2 separate regions of the Mus musculus genome follow, and region 2 is linked to region 1. A link is a loop called in an ENCODE intact Hi-C map of the cell type or tissue named here. Cell type or tissue: heart. All regions are shown on one strand. Links, peaks and the distances in the headings refer to the core of each region. The heading gives the core; the rest is flanking DNA.

Region 1 (7,371 bases), core at 780-5,779:
GCATCTTGCTCCTCTGGGGAGAAACTGGCACATGAGTATGTACAAGGCAGCTGTTCTGAGTTGGGAGAGCTGACTGACTGACTGACTGACTGACTGACTGACTGACTGACTGTGAGAGCTGACTGACTGACTGACTGACTGTGAGAGCTGACTGGGCTCTTGGAGATCTTGTCTTTGAGGAGTAACTGATACTCCTTTGGGTTGACTTACATGTGGCTGTTGCAAGCAACAACGCAGAATCTTACTTTATGTGGAGACCTCGAGTTTACAAGGCACAGACACCCTCAGGCATGTGTACAGGACTCTATGTACCTTCAGGGAAAACCCCACCCCAGCTGCCAGTGAGAAGATGAGAGGAAACTGAGGGAACCTCTTTGGATCCAGGTCTGCTTAGGGTTCTCATGTAACTATTTGCAGGAATTAAAGGGGCTGACTGTGGGGAAAGCTTTGTTCTGTCTGTGGACTCCAGCAATCACATACCTTCCGAAGGTCAGTCTGCAGTTGTCGGAGAATCAGTTCTAGCTGGTTAACTTTCCCAGTCAGTGTGGAGGGCGATCGCTCCCTGATAAATGGTGCAATAAAGAGAATTTAAGAGACCTAAGGTTAGGACATTGCTTGTGTTCATGTTAGTAAACTTTTCACTGAAAATTTTATGTGTAAGTTGATGATTTGAGACAAGTTCATAGCTACCACCATGAACTGAGAACCGGTAAGACACTAAGGCTGCTAAGAAAACAAAAAACCAGGCTTATTTAAATGGAGAAGAGGTGGGCCAGAGGTAAGTCCTGGGAGCCACATGTAGACATGATTTTCCTAACTTGCTTTTGTCCTGAAGACAGAACCAGGTTCCCCAGCAAGTTAACCATGACTCAGTTCACGGAGCTCATGCATCACGAATGGGGGTGCATCCCTCATATATTGTCAACTGTAGGCAGGGTCTGGGAAGAACTGTGCCCTAGGCAGGTCCTACAGCACGTGTGGCCTGGCTGGCCAAGACTGGATGATGAGAGTCAGTGCCTGGTGCTTTTGTAGAAGTTAGGCAGCTGTCTATGCAGTATGATGGTCACACAGACAAGTGTTATCATTTCTAGTATCTGAGTTAGTCCCACTGCCAGACTCTCTCCAGCCTGGCCCAGGGTCTCTAAGCGTTGGGACAGTGGGAGGGAGGGTCTACATACCCAGGTGTATCCATGAACTCTTTGCCACTGGTGGGATCTACACACAAGGACAGCTCTGGGGCCCCTTCTAGTTCTTGTCCATGCTGGAGGTCGGTCAGGGTACAGAAGGAGGCTACCCTCTGGTCTGGAGATGAGGAACAGAAAGAAAGGAGGTTGGTGAGAGCCACCAGTTCACGTGATTTTGTAAAGACCAATTTACTGAATGGAATCTGCTGACCCTCCTTACCACAATGCCCTGTTTGAAACAAAATGGAGAAACAGAAACTCAGGCAAGCTGGTGGCAATGAAGAAGCATGAGGCTGGGTGCCCTCCACAGGGAGGGTATGGTGCATATACCACAGCTACAGAGCAAGTTGGCTTTCTTCTTTCCACACTCCGAGGAATCTAAAGCTCCTGGCTGTGTGTGGTTTAGCAAGCTGGATGACGTGGCTGGTGACAACCATGGAGATGGACCCTGCTGCAAGCTCCCATGAGCTCGAGAACATTCCCGAGACAGGACAGCCAGGGCACACGTCCCTGTGCACCCCCAACACAGTATGTGGACCACCATGCAGGCGTGCAGACGTATGGAATACAAAACAGGCTACAAAACAGCAAGAACGCGTGTCAATCACCTAGGTAGGAGGCGTGGTGACAGAGAAGCCCGAGTTCTTCATCTGAGTCAAGACCTGAAATAAGATTGAGAATTCTCCTGTGAACAGGAAGATCTCTCTGACCTTGAGGATCTCAGGGACCCTTCTAAGGCTTGAAATACGGGGTTGTGTGAGTACAGCATGCATAGAGTGCTGGCATATGTTTGAATAGGTGTGTGTTCTCTTGTCTCTGAATGTGTAAAGACACAGCCAGGTATTAAATAGTGTCACATACCACGGTGAGGTAACATTTCATGTGTCCTACTTAGAAGTCGGGTGGTAGTGTCTGACACAATGGATCAACCACAGATGCCATCATTTCAGACTGACAGGAATGATCCATGCTTTGAATTTAAGAACAGTGGTGGTGACAGCAGCCAGCTGGGGCCTCTCACTAGAAACTGCACGAAGCTCAGAGGTCCCAGCAATGCCAGCAGCAATAGCCACAAGCAAGTAAGACTCAGGACCTCCTACCACAGGCATTATGAACTTGGCATTCACTGTTTCCAGGAAGTTGGATTGGAAAGAAAAGGAAAAAGGAGCAGCCCAGCCGCTTGGGACTGAACTCTGACCCAGAACTCAGGCTGGCCAGCAACGCTGCACAGTAGGCAGAAAGCACCTTGTGGTTACAGAGCATCACCCTGCCCCTGGACTGAGTGCGTGCATGAATTTGCGGCTGGGAAAGGGGGGATGTGATCTGCCAGCGAGTACTGAGGAGGCCCTCCCTTCTCACAGGGACTGATTAACGGGGAGGAGCAGTACCCAGGCGCACTGGGAGCTCTGTCTCCTGCTGGCTGCTGTGCAGGCCTCTTAATGAGGTGACCTGCCTGTTCGGTTGATGTAGGGTCACATACTACCAGTTAATTAAAAAGGGTAGTGGTGCTGAGGCTGCCAGGAGCACATGATGGAAAGTCACTGCAGCCACACAGCGCTAAAGGCGCAGAAGCTCATGGTGCCCTGGGCCCATCCAGTGACTCGTCACATCAGGGTTTGCCAACTGCACAGCCCCCACCTAACACCTGCCACGGGCATGCAGGTCCTTTAACTGACCTACTCCGACACTCTGACACATGACAGAGATCCTGTACCCACTCAGCCCAACAGGGAGCTGCATTACCCATGTAGCACTTGATCCTCAGCTGCAGGCACATGGTGCAGTAACCTGCACCTTAATGAGCGATGTACTTGGACCATGACCACATCTCAGGCTTGCTCAGCATCTAAGGCACCAACTCTTAGAACCACACCAGTGCTCCTGACATTCTAACGATGAACGGGAGCCACGAACTCCAGGACCTGTGTGTACGTGCATGCTCATGTGTATGTAGGTGTGTGTGCAGACCAGAGGTCCACTCTGGCTACTACTATTCCTTAGGATGCTGTCAATCTTGTTTTTAAAACAGGGCCTCTCACTGGCCTGGACCACTCACTGACTGGGGTGAGCTAGCTGGCTGGAGAGACCCAAGGCTGAGAGCCGCTGCTCTCCTGGTACAGAGATCACCGTGCCTTGTGCGGCACTGATCAGAGTGACCATGGGTGATTTTTCACATAGGTCCTCACGTCTGTGCACCTAGCCCTTTACTGACTGAGCCCTCTCCCCAGCCCTTTACTGCTAGGACTTTTAAAGAGACCCCACTTTCCCTCCCTGCCTCAGTCTGACCCACAGCCAGAATCTTCTACTTGGCTTTGATCCTGTTCATGAGGCCACATCCTGATACACCTGGGTTTAAGTGAACACACTATTCATACATTATCAGAAATGCATGTGACACACTGCCTACAGGATACCGCAGCCCGGCCACACAGAGCACTGACGAGTGCCTGCGGCTCCCTATTATCATCACAGGGCTGATGAAAGTGCAAGCAGCACCTGGGGAGAGGGTCCCGAAGCTGGGCAGATCCCACAGGCAGCTTCTAAGGGAGCTGTGTTGCTCTTGAACCATTGGAAAGTGGAAGCATTATTAAGAAAATGACTCTATAGAAACACATCTCAAGCAGCAGACGATAAACTGGGCACCACATGGTGGACGGCTAAAGGATCTTGCCGTGTTAGGCAAATCTACAGTTCTGTTCAGGAACTCTGACAGGCAAAGGGCATTATCACATTCCATACCAAACAGAATGGGAAATAAACAACTCAAGCTTGAATGGGACCCAGCCAGGTCTTAAAGGACTGTCACAGCACAGGGGAGTCAGTGGCCCAGGTTGACAGCATTAGCACCCAGATCACCCTCTCCTAGACCAAGGAGATGGCTCCATTCTGACACTGTGCCTTTTGGGTTACAATCTGGTCACTTATCTACTGATTCATTCTAACTGCGCTATATTATTTTATATTGAATAACTGGCTATCATTCAGTTCTTAGGAGTGAAATTTCAGGTTTGGGGAGGGGTTGTGGTACATTTTTCTGGTCTGGGTATGAACTGTCACCGTGCTTGAATGAGAAGATGGGTTGCTTTATAATCCACAGAACGACGACACTGGCTTCCAGTGTTCTTTGTGGCTCCCTAGAGCAGCAGCAGCATTTCCCACTCTGAGCAGGCCAGCTTAGTTACTGGGTGTATTCTTCATCGTCTGCACAGTTAGTTACCGTGTGTCTTTTTCAGTGTGCCACACGCACACACACCAGCTGTTCAGCACAGAGGTGGCGTCTTCTGATGCTCATTTTCGCACTGGACACATCCTGGCTTTCACTACCACGTTCATTATAAGCCTTTCTCCACAGTTCACATGTCCCCTTTAAAACTTACTCTTTCAGGTTCATGAAATGTTTAATACTTATGGATGTTTTTACATGGCCATTTTATATTTCATGTTTTCTCATTATTCTGTAATTAAAGCTTCCAAATGGTGATATTGATTATTATTCACTTTTATAAAGTTGACTTTTCTAGTTTCTAAATCTAAATGGTGTATATAAATTGCATTCTCATTTAGTGTTAAATACATTCTGATGCTTATATTCTTTATTTTTTTCAAAAGGACTTATTCTATTTTTGAATCATTATTATGCTATTTTAATTATTATTGATTTATAATAGGTTTCTTGTTGAATACTGTTCATCTTTTTTTAAATGGGTGCAATTAAGTTCTTAGCATATCTTTAGATAGCTGTATTGAAACTGCACTTATCTCAAATTAATTCAAAAAGGACTGTCATTTTTACCACAGAGGATTCTATCCATTCCTGTCCTTGTCTATATTAAGACTCTACAGTTAACAGTGGCTCCATTTTCTCATTGTGATTCTGAGGATGGCTTGATTTACAAAGAACACATAGCTGGATCTAGCTGATTGGCTTAAACTGTCCTTCATGGCTGCTCCAGTGACTGTCTATGGGATCTGAGCCAACCAGACCTTCCTCTGCTGTGTGAACATGCCACCCCACCATGAGGTATTGGTGTCAGCCCCAGCCTTGTATCTGACTGTCCTTGTGTCCTGAATGACCCACAAGGATGGCTGGTATCACAGCCTAGTATGTCTCAGATCAGACAACAAGCCCTCACAGAACTGCCGTTATCATTCCATCACATACAACAAAGCACCACGACCCCAGATGGGTGCAGAGTTCAGCCAGGGTACGGCTATTCCAGACATGCACAGGAGTGGGGTCCTCTGGATGGGCTGGACACAGCCAAGCTCCATGCGTGCACCCTGTTGGCCTATGAAGCAGGAGAACCAACCACGTGGCTGAGCTGGAGGGCATAGAGTGCTGATGGCGGCAGCCATGCATTTCGGGATGGCTTGTTATATAAAAATAGTAGCTAAAAATCAGGAATACTTTGAAAAGTTGCTCATCTAGTTAATTCTAGATTTATGTTTGTTTGTATTTTGAGAAAGGGTCTCCTCTATGTAGCCTGGAGCATCCTGGAACTTGATTTTCTGAGTGCTGGGATTAAAGGCATGTGCCACCACTGCATGGCAATTTTAGAATCTTTAATAATTTCCATTTGATCCTACTAGGTGTATAAGCATGACGGCAGTCTTAAGCCCCTGGAATTCATCCCCCCCCTTTCCACATGACACTGTTGATGTGTTAGGGACCCCAATGCAAACAGTAAAGGATGTGGGTTCAGGGGGTTCCTGTTGTGGTCTGCATGTGTGCTCTCCATAAGCTCATCGGTTTGAACATTTGATCCCACTGCTAGGGAAGGTGGTAGAACCTTTAGGAGGTGGAGTCTTGCTGGAAGACGAGGGTGTCTGAGGGCCCTGGGACTCTAGCGCCTGGTCCTGCAACCAGCTCCTGTGGGGCAGTGACTGTGCCTAGAGACCTGGTAAAGCTGAGCGGGTTGGAAGCCGGAGAACCCAGAGAGGACGGTAGGAGCTTCACCTGCTGCCAACCAGGCCCCTGTCACATGACCACGCTCCTTACATAGGAAGGTGACCTATGGTCACTTAGATCAGGACAGAGTTCTCCATGCTGATGAGGTGCCTAGAGACCCTGAGGGCTCAGCCAGTGAGCTTCCCTTCCCCGACATCCCTTCCTACAAAAGGTATCTAATCTCTGGTCCACCCTGAGGAGTCGGTAAGCACTCATTTTCTCCGGTGAACAATCCATGAACAGTGTGGAACCAAGGACTGTCTCTCTTATCAAGAACTGCTGTGGGAAGCATGGAGGAAGCCTTTGTCTACAGAGTCATGCCGTCTTAAGTCTCCTGCAGAAGGCCCCTCCATGCTCCCAGACAGTTGCTGCCAGGGTAAGGACAATCGCCAATGAGCTAAGCCCGAGTTTCCTATCCTCCCTGGCCCTGATCCAACTCTGTTCCCAATTCCCTGAGACCCAGCAGCGTCTGGAAGTCCAGGAGTAAAGAGACCCCTGGCCCCAGCTCCTCATCTAAGGCCTGTGGACCCTGATCCTCCCTTTCAACTCCTCTGTGCGGTTTCCAGTGGTGACTGAATGCCTTGGAGTCAGGGAACCCCAGCTTTGGCCTCCCTCCTCTTAGGCTGCATTTTCCCACGCCCCAGCAGTGTATTGGTGCTTCCCTCTCAGAGCGAAATGCAGAGCCACACCACATCCAGGTCCTAGTCTTGTGTCCTGTGCGTGGACATAATGGGACCAACCAGCTTCCAATGCTGTGGGCAACCACACCATGCCTTTGCTGATGCTCTGAATATGTTTGGCACAGGGAGTGGCATTATTATGAGGTGTGGTCATGTTGGAGTAGGTGTAGCCTTGTTGGAGTAGGTATGTCACCGAGGGGGTGGACTTTAAGACTTTGGAAGCCAGTCTTCTCCTAGCAGCCTTCAGATGAAGACATAGAACTCTCAGCTCCTCCTGCACCATGCCTGCCTGGATGCTGCCATGTTCCCACCTTTATAGTAATGGACTGAACCTCTGAACCTGCGAGCCAGCCCCAAGTAAACCTTGTCCTTCATAGGAGCTGCCTTGATCATGGTGTCTGCTCACAGCAATGCAAACCCTTCCCTGCACGGGGGACTATTCTCTTAGGAACTGTGAGTCAGAGTTCATGCTTCTCCCTCACATTGCTCTGTCAGGGCATCTTATTTCAGCAATGAGAAAGAAACTAAGGCAGCTTCTTGTTTAACTTCTGAGGAAACC
Region 2 (7,371 bases), core at 1,350-6,349, 250 kb before region 1:
AACTGTAGCAAAGGTTACTATGTATAGGAACTGTAGCAAAGGTTACTATGTATAGGAACTGTAGCAAAGGTTACTATGTATAGGAACTGTAGCAAGCACTACAGATCTTGCCACAGTCCTTGGTGGCTGTTGACTCAAAATTCCTTTTCCCAACTCTGAGATTAATGTGTCCCTGGTTTCAGGGTCAATGATGTCAGTCAGCCAAATAGTTTCAGAATTGTGTTTCATATTTACAACACGATTTGGAAATAGTTGTCACTCTGATGGTTTTTAGAATCTAGATGGAGCAGCCCTGTTCTGTGAGTGGTAGTGTCTCGTTCAACTTCTCCAAAGTTTCAAAGTGACCTCCCCACAGACCTCATCCTCCATTACTGCATTCTCATTCTCCATTCACTCACTGCATTCCCAGTTTGTATTTCTTGGGTCTCCTGCTTATGCACAGAGGAGTTAGATCTAGTGTGGATTTCACTGTTCTTAGAGAAGGAATGGTTTCTGATATGTTGGCATCCCTTTTTGGTAGTGTTTCCTCTTTCACCATCCCCCACAAGAAGCAGGCATTTTGCTAGTGCTGTATACATGTAATTACTACATCCCTGGACCACTAATGCTGCCGGCTCTGGTGGGAGGGCTGTTTCATGCATGGGGAAACTGAGGCAAGGTTTTATCCTGTGGCCTCACAGAGAGGCCTGAGAGTTCCTTGCTTCTAAGGTTTCACCTTGACAAGGGGTTTGTTCTGTTTGATTAGATCCCTAATATGAGGGCGTATCCCTCAATCTCACTATCACACCTGAATACAGGCAGGATGATGTGGAAGCCCAGTGATGGCCCGAAGCCCATGGAAGAGCCTGGCATGTGATGAGTAGGTTGCACAGGAAACTGCTGAAGTTAGACCTTAATGAACCAACTCACTTCTTCACTCAGCTCGAGATACAGCTTTTCTCATGCTTACTGTGTCACTGAAGCCCAGGGGAGGAGAGACGTGTGCATCTCCTGCCTGGCAAAAGGCTGCTCTTGCTTTTCCCAGTGTCATCTCCCATTCTCTTCACTAGAACCACTAAAGCAACACTATGTGGCCATGGGGGTGTTTTCCTTCCAATACTGTGGGGCGATCTCCTGGTCTGCTGGCAAATGTAGCCCTGGGAGCTGAAGGAAGGGTGCTCCAGAAAATGGTAGATGGATATTCTCCATGTCTTTGAAGGACAGGACAGTGAAACTGTCATGGGCTTTTCCATGGGCAACATAGGTTTTCAGTGGCTTCCCACCTGTGCCCAGAACAAAGGGTATTCAGTGTGCAGTTGAAGAGCCCTTCCCAGTCTCTGTGAACACAGGCAGGAGATGCTGCTGGACCATGCTGTAGGAAGATTTCCTCTTCCCATTTTTTCTCTCTTCAGCCATCACCTCCTCTGTGGCTTCATCACCTCCGCTGTGGCTCCATCACCTCCTCTGTGGCGCTGTCACCTCTTCATGGTTCTTCCCTCCTTGTCTGGAGTATTTTGCACCCTTACCTCCCATTGCCCACTCTGTGCATCCTTCCAGCTCCGTCCTGGTCACTTCTCCATTACCAATACTGCACTACATCCGCCGTGGCACCTTTCACTGCCCCCAGGAGTCTGTGCAGGACCAACCGTGCCCATGCCCCCTGTCTTCCCTGCCTACATTTGCAGTTCATGTCTTCCTGGTTTCTGGCCTGATTCTGGAAGGGCAATCATTACTCCTGCATTAATGCTCCATGACTATTCATTCTGTTCTGCCATGTTTAATGGGATACTTAATGGCATCCATGAAGAAGCCCACAAGACTATAAATAACACTCTCTTTGGTAGTAAAAGGGTTTTATACAATATAAAATTTAGAGCATATTTTTTTTTCATCAAGCGCTCTGGCATTAATATTCATAGTGAGCCCCAAAGTAGAAGCTATTCTATCTTAGCATAATGAGTTTACGGTACATTTCAAAGTCAGTTGCAATTGTGCTCTCTGCCATGACAATCACAAAGGTTCTCTTGTCTTTTCAGGCTCGATTATAGCTGTAAACCAGCTTGTATCTGTCACCATGAAATGTACTAGGGCATCTGTGCACAAATAAAAGGGGGAGACAGACTTAAACCCCCAGAGTATAGTTGTTCAGAATGACCAAACCTGAACATGGCTTGGATGGTACATGGGCAAAGAAACTGCTAAACTAAATTCTTCTGTCTTTTTATTGATTAGATTGTTTGAGGCCCATAAAGTTAGATATAATGAGGTCCCTAGACATTGGATAGAGAAATTTAACATTAAGACACCCGTAGATTTCTGGCCTCTCTCTATTTTTCCGTGTCACTTAGAAAAACAGTTATCTCCTATTTTGACATGAGGAAATGTATTGTTTTTAATTCCCCATGGGGAGCTTTGATGTGAGGATGGGGAGGAGACGGTTTTGGAAAAGTTGATTCACTTTTGGAGCCTGTAGAGATGCGGAGGGGCTGACATCGGGGTGGTGGGCTTACACGAGGCGCTTCTAGAGGGCACATTTCTCTCCTAAGCAGGTACCTTCCAGGAGATGAAAGAGGCCAGTGGGGGTGTGCATGTGCGGGCACAGCAGCCCATGTAGGGAAGCCTGGGTCTCAGTCTGATTTGGCAATGCATGTGATTGCCATGCTGAGTCTCAGTAGCCGAGTTCCCCTCCGCAATGCCTACTTTTCCCATTGCTGTTACTGAATGTCTGATAAGAAAATACTGAAGGCTATCCTGGCGAGGTGACGTTCCAGGTCTCCTGAGACTTATTACCCACAGCAACAGTTAGTCCAACAACTTGTTCCAGTGTCCCAGCCTTCAGCATCCTTTACTTCTGCTCCTGCCTGGGAAAAAGACTGCCTTTCTTACAACAAAAACAGTCCCGCTGGCCCTCCGCCCCGGACCTTTGGCATTCTGGATGAGTTCTGTTCTCTCTTCTGGCCAAGTGTAACTCGTGTACAATAAATCCTCTTGCTGTCAGCTGAAGAAAAAAAAATAAGAAAAAAGAAAATACTGAAGGGCTTTTGGAAGATGGCAACGACATCCAGGCCCAGTCTGCCAGTCTCCAGGAAATAAACTGGACAAAGTCAAATAACAGCTATCGGAAGAGGTGGGCAATGCCCGATTATCAGTAGCTTACACAGCAGAGTTAGGGAGCTTCCATCACAAAGCAGGAGCGAGCCATCCTGGTCCCTAGTCCATCCTGGGCGTGTTCTGTGAGAGAGGGAGTAAAGGGGACAGCTTTTCTGCCTCTGAGAATTTGCAAAAGGAGACTACTGTATTGGAATTGTTTCAAATATAGTTAAACGGGGGGGGGGGGGAGTTCTTCTATTTAAAGGGAACACAGAGGGGCAGTGGATAACCTTAGACTTGTCTGATATGCTTTCCTTCTGGAATGACCTGAGACTTGGGCTCTTGGCTCTCCACGTGTCAGCCTTCAAAAACACAGGACCCACAGATAGCCCAGTGCTTCAGGGTTGGGTTTTTTGAGGCCACCACTGTCACCTCGTGTCTCAGACACCCTCTCAGGGAAACTGGCTTTGGCAGCACATGGAGGTCAGAGCCAGGGCAGCACTGTTTGCCAGGAATGTATGTCTGACGGGATCTGCAGCCCCTGACTTCTAGAGAGGCCCCACAACCCACAGGACCAGCACCCACCCAGCCTCCATGAGCAGTGCCTCACCCCCAGTCCCTTCTCCACATCAGTGACTGTCGCTGTAAATGTCCTCACTTGTCAGTGACATTGGATTACAAGAGTCTTGGAGACTCTTTTTAATCAGTCTTTTTCCAAGGCAATCTGAGGCCCCCAGGAATCCATCTGCAGATGGGTTCTCATCTGCCTCAGATTTACTGCAGTGCTCTGGGGCTACGAGTCACTTCTCAGTGGTGTGTCCCCATCAACATGGAACACAAAGGTGACCATGGCCATACCCACCATTTTGTGTCATTGTGACCAAAGAGAAAGTAAACATAAGGGGAAAGGATTTATTTGATTCATGATTTTGGAAGGTTCTGTATAACTTTAAAATTTTCAAATCTTATTTTTGGTTGTGAGCCTAGCCTTTAACGGCTGAGCCATCTCTCCAGCCCATCAAATCTTATTTTTAATGATGGTTCTTAAAACACTTTAACCTCTCTTGTAGCCCACCACCCACCAGTAGTAGTAGGAAAGAAATTATACAGGGGAAGTAGACCTGTTTAGAAATGATTCTTTGGAGCAAATCCCATCTGCATTGTCAAGAAGTCCACAGTTCAGTTCACAGGTCAGCAGTGGCAGCTCGATCCACTCACAAACACTTCTTAGATACGCCAGCAGTCCAGTTGAGTGGACTCAGGACAGCAAACAGGAATCAGCAGTGGTGGCATGACCTAGCAGAGACAGCCAGGCCTCAGCCTCAGCTCCAGTCGGCAGGAGGGACCAAGGCCAAGAGGAACACCAGGAAAAGTTCTCGGCTGTGCCTCTCTCAGTGAAGTGAAGACCAGAGAAGACTTGAGACCAACAAATGTTGCACAGCTAGCTCTATAAGCAAGCCAAGCTCAGCCTCTGTCACTGGCCATCGAGTCCTTTTTAAACTCCCTCCAAATATCACATGTCCTCCACGGGTCTTGCCTCAGTGCTCAGCACGTGAGTCTGTCTCAGCTGACATCACTCTGCCCGTCAGCTCAAGTCCTCGGAAGCAGCAAGAAACTTCAGCACACCAACAGAAGGTTTTTTTGTTTGCTTGTTTGTTTGTTTGGTGTGTTTCTCTCTATGGAGTTCTGACAAATGCAGCTCAACTACACTTTGTAAGGAGGACCAATACATGTGTGTCATTAGCCAAGAATCCTTCATCACGTGTCCTTTCACGTGCTTGCTTTAGTAGAACATTCTTTTTCTTGTGTCTGCTTCAGGGAAGCATCCCTTCATGTGTTTGCCCCAGCAGAACACCATCCGACAGTTACCAGTCATGGTTGGGAGGGGGAGGCAGAGAGCAGAGCAGCTCACAGGATGGCTGCCTCGAATCACGAGGGGACATAGAAAGTGGGTGGGGAACCAAAGTACCTAAGGACACACTCCAGAGATCCACTCCCACCATTACAAAGGCTGAAAGCAAAAGTCTAGGATATTATTTTTGGAGCCAATTGGAGTAGAGGAACCTGAGACCTTTGATGGGAGAGAGGACAAGGGGGGAGCTTGTCCTCCGAGCTCAAGGTCAACCCAGGACATTTCACAGGGAGGATTTTACAGGAGTAAAAACCAGTGGTTTGGACACTTCCCAGCTAGAACATGATAGGATGTGACCCCCAAAGCTCAATAGACAAATATTCCAAATGATCTTTTCTTTTCTCTCTTCCTTTCTCCTTCAGGGTATTGAACTTAGGTCATTTGTCTTAAACATCTTTATCTTCATCACCAGGAGATTGTTTGATGGGGGTGTGTCCTGGGGAATGACACTTGTTTTTCCCTTCCTCATCGGATTCATCCGCAAATGGAGATGAGGCTCCAATTTGTGGCTCAATTTGAAAGATGAAAAATTTAGACCTGTCTGTCCTCACTGAACGTTTTTCGCGTGTGCGTTCAGTAAAGATTCCGGATGCTATGTCAGCTCTTAGTTTGCTGAAATGTCCCAACCAAATCACCCTAGTACCGTGTGAATCCGGATTTGAAACTGTCATTAGTGGGTGAGGACTCTGCCTCGTGGGCTGCCTGCTCCCATGGTGCTCTGCTCTCTGCACCCCTCCCATGGTGCTCTGGTCTCTGGCTGCCCCGCCCCCATGGTGCTCTGCTCTGTAGTTGCCCCACCCCCATGGTGCTCTGCTCTCTGGCTTTTGCATTCAAAGCTTTGTTTGTGGCTTGGCTCCATACTTGCTGAGGCTTCAGGGAATATAGACTCGCACAAATATTTATCAAGCTGAGTGACCAACTGTGGGATGGGAGATGAACTGCTCCATGTATATGGAAATCTCTGAGCTCTGGGCTGGATTGTGTGTTCATCTGACCCAGAACATTGAAACCAGATAGCCCTATGATGTGCAGAATAAGGCAGGGCAGGAACTCCCTGCGGTGGAGAAGAGGAGAGGAACACCAGAGTGACTCACTCTCTCTTTCACCCACCCTGCATCTCTGTGTTGCTGGAATGTCAATCATGATGCGGTGGGATGACCACTATTTGAAATCTACAGTTGTCAATCTTGCGTTGCATTTACTAAGATGCTCTTCTGGCTCCAGCAGCCCAGCAGAGTATACTGAGTTCATGCTGTCCCACATCCCTGCTCAAGATCATGCTTGAAGGTTGGAAACCTGAGAAACCCATAAGTCTTTGCTGCAGTGGCTGGAGAATGGGGACTTTCCTCTCATATTCTTGGGTTTTGTGTCAGACTTCCCATCTCCCTGACAAATACCTGAGAGAAACAAGTTCAAAGGGCGAGAGTTTATTTTGGCTTAGGGTTTCAGAAACGTCAGACTGCGCACAATCTGGTTCCTTTGTCTCTGGGCCTGTGGGGAGGCAAAATATTGTGGTGGAAGGATATGAAGCATAGGGGTCCACATTGTGTATCTGGGAAGCAGAGAAAATGAGCAGGAGCCAGAGCCACACCCCCTAGTGACGGACTTCCTCCACAGGCCCTGCCTTCCACACTCCTGCACAGCCCCTCCATCTGCCAAGCATCTATTTAGATTTCCAAACCGTGGGTGGATTAAACCACCGAGTTCTCATGCTCTGGAAAGGCCCTCATAGCCAGGGTGCAGTGTACTAACCGCTCTAGGCATCTCTCTACATGATGGCGTTGACAATAAGATTAAATAAGACAGAGGGTCGGAGACTCCTGTGTCTCCATGGGTGAGGAACAAACTTCAAGCACATCCTTGCCTTCAAAATGAAAGCAGAGCCCCTGACACCAAATCCATCTGTCCCGGCACATTCCCACTTTTAATTTGTTTTAAAATTCTTGCATTTGATTTCCTAGACTTCTGTCATTTATGGAACTCAAAGCTATGTGGACAGCTACCACCATCTGGGTACCATGATGGACGGGTTTTGTCTGAGTATCACTGGCACGTCATTTGCTGCTGGATCTTGCTTTCCTTACAGCGGAGGTATGGCCTGTGGTGGATATCCCATGAGCACCTACGAGTTGTTTGGGTGATGCTGAGAATTTAAATAATGTAGGTGGTAAATGAGCTGCTTTTCATCGCTACAACAAAATATTCGACTAGCTGGGAAGGAGAGGATGTCTTTTGTTCCCGGTTTCAGAGGGTTCAGCCCACGTCAGCAGACACCATTGCTTCTGTGCCTGTGCACCGTGGCATCACAGCAAAGGGGCACGGTGGAGCAGGACTGCTCACCCCATGGTGAATGGAACCAGAGACTGTTGCAAGCTCTGTCTTCTTTGCCA

The links. A loop is a pair of places that touch in the nucleus more often than their neighbours do. Peaks named below come from ENCODE experiments on the same cell type or tissue, not always from the same donor. Only the 100,000 strongest peaks of a DNase experiment are listed, where the experiment ranks them.
Region 2: it touches region 1 in a loop (2.5-fold over the local background); 5 of 42 quality-filtered maps call a loop at or near these places.

Annotation. Positions count from the first base shown.
Region 1 is chr8:125,421,401-125,428,771 of GRCm38, forward strand. It overlaps Sipa1l2 (signal-induced proliferation-associated 1 like 2), which reads right to left. Exons shown (of 22, transcript NM_001357372.1): 20 at 1,179-1,302; 21 at 481-562. Among named protein-coding and RNA genes, the nearest start is that of Gm30713, 39 kb to the left of the region's middle. In heart, for the core only: no CTCF peak of the experiment used is centred there; a DNase peak (open chromatin) is centred at 2,771.
Region 2 is chr8:125,171,539-125,178,909 of GRCm38, forward strand. All of the region lies in intron 9 of Disc1 (disrupted in schizophrenia 1), which reads left to right. Among named protein-coding and RNA genes, the nearest start is that of Disc1, 120 kb to the left of the region's middle. In heart, for the core only: no CTCF peak of the experiment used is centred there; DNase peaks (open chromatin) are centred at 2,863 and 3,513; H3K27ac peaks cover 3,596 bases.